Linked DNA regions of Homo sapiens: region 1 is linked to region 2. The links are chromatin contacts, found by Hi-C or POLR2A ChIA-PET in ENCODE. All regions are on one chromosome and are shown on one strand. Each heading gives the region's core, a stretch centred on a gene start or an enhancer-like site at or near the end of the contact. The rest is flanking DNA. Distances are from core to core; before and after follow the strand shown.

What was found. A loop is a pair of places that touch in the nucleus more often than their neighbours do. ChIA-PET counts read pairs that join two places held with the same protein, here RNA polymerase II (POLR2A). Pooled maps may share reads with other maps.
Region 1: a loop to region 2 is called in a map of MCF 10A, with 7 times the contacts of the local background. The contact joins the promoter of PTP4A1 here to the enhancer-like site in region 2. A Hi-C loop is called at or near these places in 7 of 168 maps with a recorded cell type or tissue (A673, Caco-2, GM12878 and 4 more), 3 of 37 single-sample maps with no recorded cell type and 11 of 50 pooled maps. POLR2A ChIA-PET finds 5 or more read pairs at or near these places in 4 of 52 experiments (H1, HepG2, MCF 10A and 1 more).

The regions. Positions count from the first base shown.
Region 1 is chr6:63,567,984-63,574,947 of GRCh38, forward strand. It overlaps PTP4A1 (protein tyrosine phosphatase 4A1), which reads left to right and starts at 4,497. Exons shown (of 6, transcript NM_003463.5): 1 at 4,497-4,736. LOC124901228 (translation initiation factor IF-2-like) reads right to left here and starts at 5,585. Exons shown (of 2, transcript XM_047419610.1): 1 at 5,549-5,585; 2 at 1-5,447. The coding sequence starts at 5,585. The coding sequence ends at 4,702. LOC128125822 reads left to right here and starts at 4,497. Exons shown (of 2, transcript NM_001415059.2): 1 at 4,497-4,736. The coding sequence starts at 4,698. It also overlaps a transcript of LGSN not described here. RefSeq lists enhancers at 3,483-4,220, 4,221-4,956, 4,281-4,575, 4,957-5,692, 5,629-5,998 and 1 more and silencers at 4,239-4,658, 4,959-5,088.
Region 2 is chr6:63,302,951-63,310,076 of GRCh38, forward strand. The region is part of intron 1 of LGSN (lengsin, lens protein with glutamine synthetase domain); the gene reads right to left. Among named protein-coding and RNA genes, the nearest start is that of LGSN, 13 kb to the right of the region's middle. Within about 2 kb of position 3,746, at least 2 of the 41 ENCODE cell types and tissues checked have a DNase peak (open chromatin) inside an H3K27ac peak, as active enhancers do.

The DNA.
Region 1 (6,964 bases), core at 3,247-5,746, 270 kb after region 2:
TCAGCCTTCATAAAAATGAAGAGAGTTAAGGCCTTGCTCTGAATTAGGCTTTGACTTAAGAGAATGCTGTGGCTGGTTTTCTATCCAGAACTCTAAAACTTTCTCCTTATCAACAATGAGGCTGTTTCACTTTCTTATCATTCCTGTGTTCACTGGAGTGGCACTTTTAACTTCCTTCAAGAGCTTTTCCTTGGCATTCACAACTTGACTGTTTTGGGTATGAGGCCTAGTTTTCGGCCTATCTCTGCTTTCAACTTGCCTTACTCAGCTTAATCATTTTTAGCTTTGATTTAAAGTGAGAGATGAATGACTCTTCCTTTCACTTGAACACTCAGAGGCCACTGTAGGGTTATTAATTGGCCTAATTTCAGTATTGCTGTGTCTCACTGAGGGACTGGCCCATCAGCGGAGCAGTCAGAATATATTCAACATTTATCAAATAAGTTTGCCATCTTAAATGGGTACAGTTTGTGGTGGCCCAAAACAATTCCAATAACAATATCAAAGATCACTGTTCACAAATTGCCATAACAAATGCAATAATAATTTAAAAGTTTGAAATATTGGGAGAATTACCAAGATGTAACACAGAGACATGAAATGAGCACATGCTATTGGAAAAATGGCTCTGATAGACTTGCTCGACAAAAAGCTGTCACAAACCATCATTTTGTTAAAAAAAAAAAACAATATTTGCAAAGCACAATAAATGAAGGTATGCCTGTATACTACATATTTATTTTTAATAATCATATAAGAAAATTAATTGGATATAAAATAGGCTGTTCTAAAACAGCAAGAGGGAAATAAACTTTAACAATGCTGACAGCAGCCATGGCATACTTGAATTTTTAGGACTCTTGTTAAATATGGGTATGGGAACTTACCCTCTGCACTAGTATCCAGACACTTACTAGATTATGGCCCATTGGGGTATTTGCCTCTATTACATATATTTGCTAGACTGTCATTATACCTTGCAATCTAGTGTCTTTTTCTAGGTTGATATTGTCACGTTTAATCTATTATGGCAATGATATTACTCTTGCTATGTTAAATGTTTTTATCAGACTTCCTTGTAGCCCCAACCAATCTGAGAAGATTGAAAATCAAGGAATCCTTCACTCCTTTTGTAAACTTGGTAAAATGGAATCAATGTTTACTAGATCTGCTGTTCTTGTGAAGATTTCTCTGTTCTTCTTCATCAAGATTTGCCAATCTTCCTCTGCACTCTTGCCTTCTGCAGTCTTTCCTCTTCCATAAAAATATCGCTTATAATATTCTTTTTTTGAAATGAAGTCTCACTCTGTCTCCCAGGCTAGAGTGCAGTGCCATGATCTCGGCTCACTGCAGCCTCTGCCTCCCAGCTTTCCAGTGATTCTCCTTCTTCAGCCTCCCAAGTAACTGGGATTAGAGGTGCCTGCCACCATGCCCAGCTAATTTTTTGTATTTTTAGTAGAGATGGGTTTCACCATGTTGACCAGGCTGGTCTTGAACTCCTAACTCCTAATCTCAGGTGATCCACCCACCTTGGTCTCCCAAAGTACTGGGATTACAGGCATGAGCCTGTATGCCACCATGCTCAACTTCCTTATAATATTCTTCTAGTCTTATTTCCCAACTGCTGGCTTTTATATTTTGAATTGTCAATAGAAAGCCCTGCCTATCGTGATGAGGTTAAGGACACATGTTTTGCTGAGAGAAGTAACTTCCAGCTGAGAATCTTGTTTAGCAGGAGAGAAAATCCTCTATTTTAGAGCCTCTCCTGGAGCTTAGAGTAAGCATTGGCTTTTAGAGGTGTTTTCTCCCTTTTTGATGTCTGGAAGCACTATTTTCAAGTCTGTTAGAGACCCACTTTAAATAAGTACAGGTGCTAATGCTCTGAGTGCAAGTCTGTAAGGGTTAGTGAGTCCTCAAATCACAGAAGTCTCCTGACCAATGCTGGGATGTTCTACTGTTCTCCAAGAATCTGCAGCTTAAAAGTATTAAACTAAATACAGCAGACACCCTCAGCATAGCAGTGAACCACAATGGCAGCTGACAAGCAGGAACATTTAATGGATTGGTCAGCAAGACCACACTTATATCTTGTTTAAAATGTGTCCTTTCCTTTGGGAGACTGAGGCAGGCAGATCTCTTGAGGTCAGGAGTTCAAAACTAGCCTAGTCAACATGGAGTTTTCTAAAAGTACAAACAAATTAGCCAGGTGTGGTGGCAGGTGGCTGTAATCCCAGCTACTTGGGAGGCTGAGGCAGGAGAATTGCTGGAACCCAGGAGGCTGAGGTTGCAGTGAGCAAAGATTGCACCACTGTGCTCCAACCTGGGCAAAAGAGCAAGACTCCATCTCAAATAAATACATAAAATAAAATGCATCGTTTCTCTCAACAGCAAAAGCCTTATTTTTTCATCCTTTAAATATGTTACTTTCATAGTAGGATAAGATGGTACCTTGTCTGAGAGGCTAAGACCCCCAGGCCACTTGAGAATTTGAGAGCTTTTAGAACTTGATGAGCATAGCTGACTGGATACTTCGTGTCAGCACTGCTTGTGGTAATTACAGGATCTGTGGATCACAAGGCTCACAACTTGTATCACAAGTTCTACAAGAAAATTGGCTAACACATATTTGGCTCTGTTAATCATTTGCTGAGTTTATATCTTGTCCCACCAAATGTATTTTTTGAAATGCCATTACATGAAAAAGTTTCACTATTCCAATTATCTGTGTTTACCAACTTGTGGAGTAAGAGTGGCTGACTGAATATGTGCTTTTTAACTACACTATTATATACATTGGCCAAGCTTTTTATATTAACCCTACCCATGAAGTATCACCAATATTTCCCCCAGTGTGAAATTGACATTTGTCAAAAGCCTTTTGCCATATAAAAGTTTTTAGTTCTTATATATGAAATCTGTCCCTTTTTTTCGACATGAGTTCCCCAGCCTGCTTAGCTTTGCCCCTACCACCCAAGATTTTTAAGCTTTCTATATTTTCTTAGAATTTAAGATTTTAAAGTCTTTACTTTTTTAAATCATTTATTTGTAAAGGGACATATTTCTCAAGTGTGCTAGTTTTCCTTGATTTTAATGGATTAAAATGTGTCGTAGGTGAGCCATTTTCTTCCAAATGACGAAGAGTTTTTGTTCCTTTGAAAGTCTGGCCCAGGATTTTGTTTGTTTTTGTTTTTTTAAAGTTCTTATTTTACTTACAGAGTTAAGAAAGTTGAATAACTATACAACCAGTCTCTAAATAGAAGTTCTAATAAATCCTAAGATGTTGCAGGGCACTGAAAGAGGACAAAATTTGATCCCTAAAGCCCTCTCCAATCTCATACTCGGTGAAAATAACAAACAAAAGGCTTCAGTGTTAGTGGAAAACTGAGTTCTTAAAAAGCAGGTAAAGGTCCTGTTTGGTCCTTCTCCAGAGCTGAGGAGAAAGGGTTTTCAGATTATAAATAACAGAGGTGCCCTTGTATGGCACAGAATTGCGATAAGACTTTACTTCTTAGGGGCTTAAATAATGAAGTCAGTAAAAGAGGACTGAAAACGAACATAAAGAAGAGCTTTAGCTTTGACGCAAAGAATTACATCAGTGCTTGACAAAACCGAGGATTCTTAATTTCTAAAAACGCTTTCTTTAAGCACTTCCTAACCTTTCATTATCTGAGACAACATATCAAGTGAGCAGCAGTACAAAGGATGCATGTGATTTCGAAATGCCACAATTGAGCCAACTGCAGTTGCACGCGTACGTAGTATAGAGAGGTGTGATCAAAAAAAGAATATAGGGAGCATAGGGCTTCGTCTGCATCAAAAGATACTCTCCCCATCTTCTATAGCCTTAAGTTTTGCGAAGGTAAGTTTCTCCCCGCTTGAAAGCGCCCCCAGGGACAAGAATTCATCTTGACCAAGCCTAAGGCCGTGGCATGCAAGGTGTTGAGTCACCGGGTACAGCGGTCTTGCGACATAAATATTATTTGATGACGAAGGTACTCGGGGCCCAGGTGCCAAGGTAAACCACTGGCAAAGATGACCGTGGTTAAGGCAGTAGAAAGCAGGCTCGACACTGAGACGCGGTTCCAGCCCTAGAAGGATTGCATTTTACGATTCAGGCAAACTTCGAGTCTCCTCATGTGACATGTGTGCACTCCTGGACCGTTTTAATTATGAGAAACGTGGTTTGCAGCATGATTCCTTCCAGTCGATAAATCGGAATCTCTCTCGCTCCCACCCCTTCTTAACTTCAGGCTTCCTGCATCCCGGAGCACTCCCGGCAGCCCCTTCCCTCCCCCGCCCCGGGGATGCTCCGACTCGGCGCTTAGCCATTCATCAACCGGTTCACACCGGCGGCGGCCGCCGCGGAGTGACGTCCGGAGGGGGCGGGCCTCCGCCCCCGCCTGTCGGCTCCTGGCCCGCGGTTCCAGGCCGCGATTGGTGGCTGGAGGGTTGCACGTCGCGCCGGCTATAAAGGGGAGGGCTTGTGACGCAAGGGCGCCTCGGCGCGTGTATTGGCTCCTTCGGCTGCGGGCCGGCTCGGCTACGCGCTCTGCTCCGAGCCGCTCACTGCATGGTAGAGTCTGGTGCCCCCGCCGCCGCCTGCATCGCCGCCACCGCCGCTCCGCCACGACCACCGCCGCCTCCTGCCCTGCAGCCACCGCCACCGCCTGTGTCGCCGCCGCCTCGGGACCGGCTGTATGATTAGGCCACAATCTTCAATGAGTAAACATATTCCTGTGAGTAGCCGTCGCATCGTCGCCTCTCGGGCTGGGAATCCACGACCGGCCCCCCATCCCCGCTGTCGCCTTTGTTCGGAGCCCGGCGTCTCCTCCAGGTTGCCCCGGGTTGCGGTTCCGGTGGGTCCCGGGTGGGAGCGGGCGGGTTATGGCCCTGTGGCCGGCCGATTGCGGCCGGCTGTGCGGAGGCAGATGCCGGGCCCCTCGGGGCTGCGGGGTGGCGGTTGGCCGCCGGAGGCACCGGCTTTTGAGTCCCTCCCGAGCCCGGAGCGACGGGGGCGGCGCGGTCCGGCTTCTGCGGCGGCCGGGGGCAGTTTCGGCTTCCGCAGCGGGCCGGGTGGGTGGCACAAAAGCCGCTTTGTGACCGCCGCCTCCGCCCTTGGCCCTTTGGTCTGGCGCGACCCGTCCGGGCATGGCAGGCTCCGCGGCGTCCCGGGGCCTCTTTGTTCGGCCGGAGGAGAGTGGCTGCACTGGGAGCGGGAGACGTGGCCCGGGGTGGGGCGAGGGCTGCGCGTGTCACTGCGGAGCCGGATACGGGGAGGGCGCGGCGGTGGCGGGTTCGCCTCCAGATCCGGGCGGGCGTGGGGTAGGCCGGACAGCCAGGCACGGGTGGTAACGATCTGGTTCCAGAGCTTCTCGGAGCTCCGGGGTGGGCGCGGGACAGCCACTGGGTGCAGCTACACTCTTGTGCTCGACGGCCGGGACCCGAGCCTCAGACAAAATGGCCTCGGCGCCCGCGCCTGACTGAAGGCGCGGCGCGAACCCGTGATTGCGGCGCGGAGAGGGGGCGCAGCGGGCGTGCTCGGGCGCACACAGCCGCGTGCGCGGGGCGGCGGCCCTCTGGGGCATTCCGCGAGCTGCACCCCTGCCCGGGCCAGAGTGGGGTTCTGCTAGGTGAGAACTTCGGCCGTCCGCCCCGCCCTCCTCCCAGGCTCCACCTGGTAATTCGAGCTGTTCCGGATTTATCGCCCCACCTCGGGCTCGTGATAATGGGAACAAGTCTAGTCTTGTCCTTTCTCTGGGCCAGTCGTCGAGAAATGGCCTGGTTCGGAGCGTCTTGGAAACTGACAGGGCTACTGTTAGTTACACTGACGCGAAGGACTTCCCGTCCGGGCACCAGCATACATTTCCCCTGCCAATTTTGGAAGGGCCCTGGATGGCGCCTTTTAATCGGGGACTGTTTAGAACTATCCCTGAGCTCTGTGGTGTAATATGTTGTTGCCTCCTGTTGGTTTGTGGCAGCAGTAGCCAACCAGAGACGGAATTCTGAGGGTTTTTTATCTTCTGTCCGCGGAGCCCCCTACCAGTCCACGAGTATTAAGTTATTTACACTACGATTGGAACTGTTGACCTGCCCGACATCTAGATCCTGAGGCAGTGCTTCCTGTTACTCAGTCAGTTGAAAACTAGAAAACTAAATCATTCCCAAGAGTGAGCAGCATTTTACACATGCTTTCTTAGGTGCCCTAAGACCTAAATAGATGTGGAACAGACTATACAACGAATTGTTTGTGACAAAGGAGTTACACACATTAATTGGCTTGACTCTGCAGTATAATAATGATTTAAGCTTCTGCACAGAGATTACTCTTTCCTCCTCTCCCTTCTTGTATATGATTGTGATTATAATGCAACTGATAGGTGGGAGGGAAAAAATCCCCATTATGGATAGTTTTTCCTGTGGGTAGGAGATTGGGAATGGAGGAGTGTCTTGGGCGGAACAGAAATCTATCGGTGGCCACCACTGCTTTAACAGACGAGTCCCCCCATCCACTAGGTGGCTCCACTCAGTAAAAATAACCATTTCAGGAAGGGAATTCTTAATATAGTTCTTTCTCTGCTTCCTGATGAAAGTGCTTACTTACATGAAGGGATATGGCCAGACTAGGTTGTAGCCGACAGGAGTTTTAGCTATTAAATATGGAAATAGTGGTGTGAAATACTGCCTCAAATTAGCTTTTAATTGAAAAAAAGGTAATACCTAGAAATTAGAATACTGTGATGAGTCATTATAAAGCTTTTAAAGATCATTGTATGTCATTGGGAAAGTGTCAGAATACACTTTTTATTCTACGGAGGTTGTATTTAGAATTTGGGGTGAAAGTATAATGAAATTATTTTCAGATTACTACAATCTGTATTCACTGTAACTGTGATGGCTTTGTAATTTAGACACTTAATTTTTTAACCCAGCTGACCAACTAGGTGAAGTAACCTCTGAGGGCTTG
Region 2 (7,126 bases), core at 2,496-4,995:
ACCCCCATCTCTACTAAAAATGCAAAAATTATTCAGGCATGGTGGTGAACACCTGTAATCCCAGCTACTCGGGAAGCTGAGGCAGGAGAATCGCTTGAACCCAGGAGGCAGAGGTTGAAGTGAGCCGAGATTGCATCCAAATTATATTTTTAAAAATATACTGGTGTCATGACTATTCTAAGTTGCCAAAGTGGTTTATTTTGCTTTGTCAAATCCATAATCCTAGGAAGACAAAAAAAACTTCAGGTACATTTTTGCTACTTGATGGGCCATTTGAACATTTACAGATGGCTTCTATTCAATTGTCATTTGTAATGCATGTTTTCTAGTTATATACAAGCTTTCTCATGCAAGAAGGCTAATGCAATAACAATAGCTAAAATAGCTTAACGGTTATCAAGAAATGTGTTTCTCTCATGGAACATTCCTAGAGAAATCTCCAACAATAAAGGTACTTGTTTCACTGGACAAGTTGTAAAACATAAGGTGTTACAGCTATAATAGCATTAGGCAAGTCTAACTGAATGGACTGAATTGTCTTGGTCAAAGGTACTGCAGACTGATAACAATCAGTTCCTCTTCCAATCAAAACATGAGTTGACCATTTATGAAATAGTCACTGTAAGGCCTCTAATAATAGAACCTTATGTATCTTCTGCACCTAAATTCTTATATGACTAAATGCTACAATGCAGGCTTCAATGCATTGTGCCAAAGTGTATTTTCATTAGGTAAAAGGAGCTTTTTATGATCCACTGACTGGGTACAGTCAAACCCTTCATGGTCTAAAACTTAGAGACTGGGCCTTCTGGAAACACCATCAGAGAAAGACTTCCCTTGCCACTCACACTGCAGTAAAATACTGGGACCTTGAACCTTGAGTCTGGCCCATCCAGCCTCTTGAAACCAAACACTTGTTAGAGACCTTAAGGTAAAGCTAACCAGAGAACTTTCTCCCTTGAAGCAGATGGCATCCTAGACATAGAAAGCTTTCCCAAGATCATGGAACAAGACTTCTCTTCCATCGTGAGATTCTTAACCTTTCTTAACTTTTGCCTTGCTTATGCCTCTTGGAACAACACAGTGGGAAAAGGGGCCTATGTGTGTGAAGTATATTTTTATTTGTGTTAGATTTCACAGACAACCTTATACATGAGCAACCTTATCTCTTGATGGATGCAAGATGAAGGGCCAGTGTAGGCTAGGAATTTTAATGACACCTTTGTTACTCCATAATCAGTCAGAAACAGAACATCAGTCCACTTCTTTTAACGTACATCCTAGGTTAAATAAAACATTGCCAAGAGGCCTTCACCTTTCTAGATGGGCATCATTTGTTAGTTCCCTTTTTCTATGGCTTGGAGTAAATGAGGTAATGATTAGAAATGTATCCCTTACAGTAGTCTGTACAGCAGATTTTACTGCAAAACCTGTGGCTGTGCAGCAGACTTCTTTAAATTCTCTTGCTAAAGTTGTGCTAGATAATAAAATTGCTCTAGATTACCTACAGGCTGAACAGGGAGAAATCTGTGCAGTGGCTTACACTTCTTATTGTACATGAATAAATACACTGGGTTTTGTAGAGATTCAGTTACAAGAGATTAATGAACAGGCTGCTTAATTAAAACATGTAGACTTTTCATCTGGCTTATTCTTTGATCTATTTAACTTTAGTTGATTAATAGGAACTAATAGGAACCTTGGCTAAGGAGCATACTCCAAATTCTTGGTATGCTCCTGCCAGTCACTATAGTAGTCATTATCATTATCATTCTGACAGTCACAATAGTATTCTCCCTGGTATGCTATATTCTCTCCAAAGTTTTAAATGTTTGCAGACAGCCATGTGTAGAATGTCAGATGGTATCTTTGACTGGAATGACAAAATCTCAAAGAAATGCCTGATCGTGAAGACACTATAACCTATCAATAATGTGCTAAGACAGAAAACCCAAAATAATGGTAATAGGAAGTAGCACCAAAGCCCTAAGTTTTGGTCACACTCTCATCTAGGTGAGAACCTGACCAAAAGAAGAGAATTGTTAAACAAAATTATGGAAGACCATTGTTCTGGACTGAACTCTTGCATTAGACCCCAACAGAACAGACCAAATCAAAACAAAATCACTCATGCTAATACAACATAATCACAGTGAAACTTTAAGGAAGAAGATAGATTCCAAAACAGTACAGTTTTTTTTTCTTCTGAAAACAGGAGATCCCAGCATAATAAAGAGGTCCCCTCTGCTCTAACCCTTACAAAAAATTAACCTAAAGTAAACAATCAGGTTATTTTTCTCTCATTCTGTTTCCATATTCCCACCTTACAAAATCCACTGTACTGCTATTTCCCAGTGGAATTTGAGACCAAATAAGTCCATTTACAATGGTGTGAGAGTGACGTCAATGCCTAAGGTTTCAGTCAACCTCTCAATCTTAAGAGGTTGACCCAAAGGGAGGAATTGTTTACATAAAGCTACCTCCTTACATATCTTAAGTTTGGCCTAGAACTTTATAAACAGACTATAACCTACTCCTGTACCAATTAGAATTTCAGATGCCTGCCAATCACAGGCAGCCAACTGTTCAAACCATGTTCAAATAAGGGAAACTCCCAGCTGTAACTAATTCAGCTGTTTCTGTGACTCATTATTGTCTTCTGTACATCACTTTTCTTGTTCTGTCCATAAATGTTATCCAACAATGTGGCAGCTCCAGAGTCGCTCTGAACCTATTTTGGTTCTCAGGGAGGCCCAATTCTCAAATCATTCTTTGCTCAATCAAACTCTGTTAAATTTAATTTGCCTAAAGTCTTTTAAATAATATCCAGCCAGGTGGGGTGGCTCACGCCTGTAATCCCAGAACTTTGGGAGGCTGAGGTGGGTGGATCACTTGAGGCCAGGAGTTCAAGACCAGCCTGGGCAACATGGCAAAACTCCATCTCTACAAAAAATACAAAAAATTAGCCAGATTTGATGGCTAATTTGGTGTCTGTAGTCCCAGCTACTTGGGAGGCTGAGGCATAAGAATCGCTTAAACCCAGGAGGTGGAGGTTACAGTGAGCCAAGATCGCACCACTGCACTCCAGCCTGGGCAACAGAGTGAGACTCTGTCTCAACAACAAAAAAATAAAGTCTTTAAAATAATACCTATAAAAATATTAACATTTTAAAAGCATTGCCATATCCAGACAATATTTTATATTTCATCTAATACCCACAACATACAGGGAATATTTATTATCACCTACATTTTTTCCAAAGCAGAAATAACCCACAGGGGTTAGGTAATTTGTTCAAGGTCATATCTGAGGAAGAATAGGAATTCAAATCTAAGTATTTTATTTGAGGTGCTTCCTACATCACCATAGCTTGATAATTGACTTAAATGGAATTCTGTTTTTATTATATAGTGTGATCTGTGTAACTCATAAAACTTGTTCAACTTCTTCAATTATATATTCTTTTTCAATTGTATTTTTATAACTCTTTTCTGTATAAAAGCAAAACCCATCTTAATTCACATCACCACCAGTTTAACCTTCATTAGTCCCAAGAGTGAAGTTGTAACCTACTATGGATAAGGCAAAATCAAAGACATAAAAATAAACAAAACATAAAACATGATTCACAAAGAATATTACAATCTAGTAGAGGCAATAAAGTGTTGCTGTGGCAGTTAAGGGCCTCCATGTTGTAAAGAAAGAGATATGCTCAGGTTAGCCTAGTTCAAGGAGAGCAAACTCAAATAGCAGACAGATTACAAAAAAACACAATGGGCTGGAGGGCGAACGCAGTAGTTGATAGCCCTTCCCAGGAAGGAGCCAACACAGGAGTCCAGACAATTGTTGCCATATTAAAACGTGGCCCTCGTGTTGCCAGTTTTACAAATTTTCAAAACATGCCAGAAATCTGGATTTTTATTTGAAATTTCATGATTGTTAAATACTGCCAATTGATTTAAAATGTAAGGTAAGAAGTAAAGAAATAAACTTTCTCAACTACCACACAACTAGGTCTCAAAACTACCGGAATGCTGTTCAGAATATGCAGCAGCTCTAGAGATATGAGGCACAACTGTATCAGCAGTGACCACCTGTCTTTTCCCCAACAGTGGTATCTAGTGTGGTACTAAAGGGTGATGGTAAAAATATTTAGCCATTAGTACATCTAATAAAAATAACCAACACTTATATTGTGCCTATTATGTGCTAGATCTCTTCTAAATGCTTTGTCTTAATTTATTTAGTCTGAAAAATATCCCATGTGATAAATACATTACCATCCTATTTCAGAGATGAGAAAAATTGAGTCAAAGAAAGACTAATCAACTAACCCAAGCTCACAAGTCTCATAAGTGACAAAGCTCAGATTTGAACCCAGCCAGTTGGCTCCAGAGCACCAAGTACTTGGCACACTCTTAATGAACACTGTCACCAGGATATCCTCCCAACCATTGCTGGGGTGCTAGGAAGCTGTAGCAAGGTCCTGGAGGGCCTGTAGGGCCAGGTACTAGTTCTTTAACTCTTTAATTGATGGGCTGTGGACAGGTCCAAGAGCCCCAGGGAAATACTAGGACAGGTAGAAAAGTTTGGGTAGAGTGGACCATTAAGAGGCTCTTGTTAGCCACTGTTTACCAATCAGTTTAGAAATATTTGACCATTTATCAAGTACTCAGTGGTGCAGCTCTCCCTGGTGGCACCATTATGTTGGAAAAGCAATGCCTGATGCATGGTAAGTACTAAACAGAGGTCAGCCACAAATATTGCCTGGGCACTATGCATTACTGAGGATTTCTGGTGGAAAGATAACTCATTCTAGATTACCTCACAGGCCCTGGCCAGCCTAGAGGTGACTTTCATTGGGTCAGGCACTATTCCCTTATCTAAGAAGCTCCAGATTCTAAACACAATAAAATAGGGGAACCTCTCAGAATCATGAAGGCATATCAAGCAGTCCGAGGATTCTTAGAGTGGGGCAGTGTGATCCAAATAGCCTGGCTTGGACTCTACAGTAATGCTGTTACTACACAGGCAGAGTATTTCAGTCTTCAGATAGGCTAACCTTAAACAGAAGAGGGCGCATTTCAGCTGAAGATAGGGAGTGAGGTAAACCAGGCTGGAAGAATCATGAGCGTAAGTACAGATATGCAGTTTCATTTTGATTGCATGGCATAAATATATACATTTAATTCATGCTTAATTTGGACAATCCCAAATTTCTGCTACAACAGGTTGATTTTCATTCTTTTGATATTTTCACCAGAGCAGCTTTTCACAATTCAAAAATGTTTCCACTATCGTTTCGTCAGATGGCTTTTTGTCTCATACATGGGAATGGCCATAAAAAATGTTTCCTCTTACATTCAAGTTCATTACAAGACATTTTCATAATTCATGTTTTTCTCACCATGGTGATTCTTTTGAAATGGTGTTTATATGGTTTAATATAAGTTTATCATTTTGCATTTCAACTCAGTGACTTGATCAAATTAACTAAAAAACGCTTAACCTAAAGGAATACTGCCAAGCATTAAATGTAGACCCTAATTTGACCTAATAAATTTCTTTCCAATATAATAATGAGTTATTTAGGTTCTAAATATCAATGATTTTATTGATTTAGTTTTAATTTTCTCTAACAGTTACCTTTTTAATGTCAATACAAAAAAAAAAAACTTTTTTTGACCCCTATATAATAGTTATAGTCCGAGGTGTAGGCATTAATGCATTTACCAAACATCTGATTTTGTTAATGAGAGAGGTGCATGAAAACGCAAACAAGCAAATCAAAATTTCATCAAGTTTTAACCTCTGTTAGAAATAGTGGAAAAAGGGATCGATAATTATCAAACTTAAAAGAATATGTCAAAGAGGAAAGAATGTGCCTTCAGTTACCTTTAAGTGTGTTCTTCAAAGAAAAAAGAAAGAAAATGTGCTTAAAATATTTACAGAAGTGTTATTTCAAAGACTACATCACAAACTTGTATTAATTACTTTAAAAATATCCGTACCTATTAACCTTGTATTCCTACTCCTAGCAACTTGGTTTAAGAAAATAATCCAAGATACGTCATGTATGTTCAGTGCCACCTTCATTATAATAGTAAAAATGTGAAAGTAGCATACGAGAAAGTAGAAAGAGTTAAATACACGTGGCAATTCTTTTCAAGTGATTTACCATTTAAAAATAAGCGCTTCTGGCCGGGCGCGGTGGCTCACGTCTGTAATCCCAGCACTTTGGAGGCCGAGGCAGGTAGATCACCTGAGGTCAGGAGTTTGAGACCAGCCTGGCCAACATGGTGAAACCCCGCCTCTAGTAAAAATACAAAAATTAGCCGGGTGTGGTAGCGGGTGCCTGTAATCCCAGCTACTCCAGAGGCTGAAGCAGGAGAATTGCTTGAATTTGGGAGGCAGAGGTTGCAGTGAGCCGAGATCTCGTCATTGCACTCCAGCCTGGGCAACAGAGCAAGACTCTATCTCAAAAAGAAAAAAATAAAGCTCTTCCATTTTCCATCTTTTGTCACCTGGATTGACACAATTTTTTTCAATATCTTCTTTTTTGAAGTGTCTTTTTAAAACTGCCCATTTTTATAAGATTGTCTAGTGGGGTTTTTTTGGCGTTTTCCTTTAATTTTTTAAACTGACAGATAAAATTGTATGTATGTATACCACAAAATGTTTTAAAGTATGTATACATTATGGAATGGTTACATCTAGCTAATTAAATATGCATTATTTCACATACTTATCACTTGGTGATGAGAACACTTAACATCTGCTTTCTTAGAATTTTCAAGAAGGTATATTATTAGCTATAGCCACAATGCTGTGTATTAGATGTCTTGAATTTATTATTCCTATTTAACTGTAATTTTGTATTCTTTGACCAACTCCACAATTTCTAGCCATTCTCTGTGCATCCAATGTTACCCTTCTTCTATTCATCCTTCATACTACTGCCATGTTATTTTTCTATAACACAATTTTGGTTTTGTTATTTCTTTGCTGAAAATACCTCCACAATTCTCCCTTCACCTTCAGGGAAAACTCAAATTGGTATTCTCTAAGGCTCTGCATAATCCAGGCTCTCAACAATCTCTCCAGCCTTCACAGCTGGGAATTTTC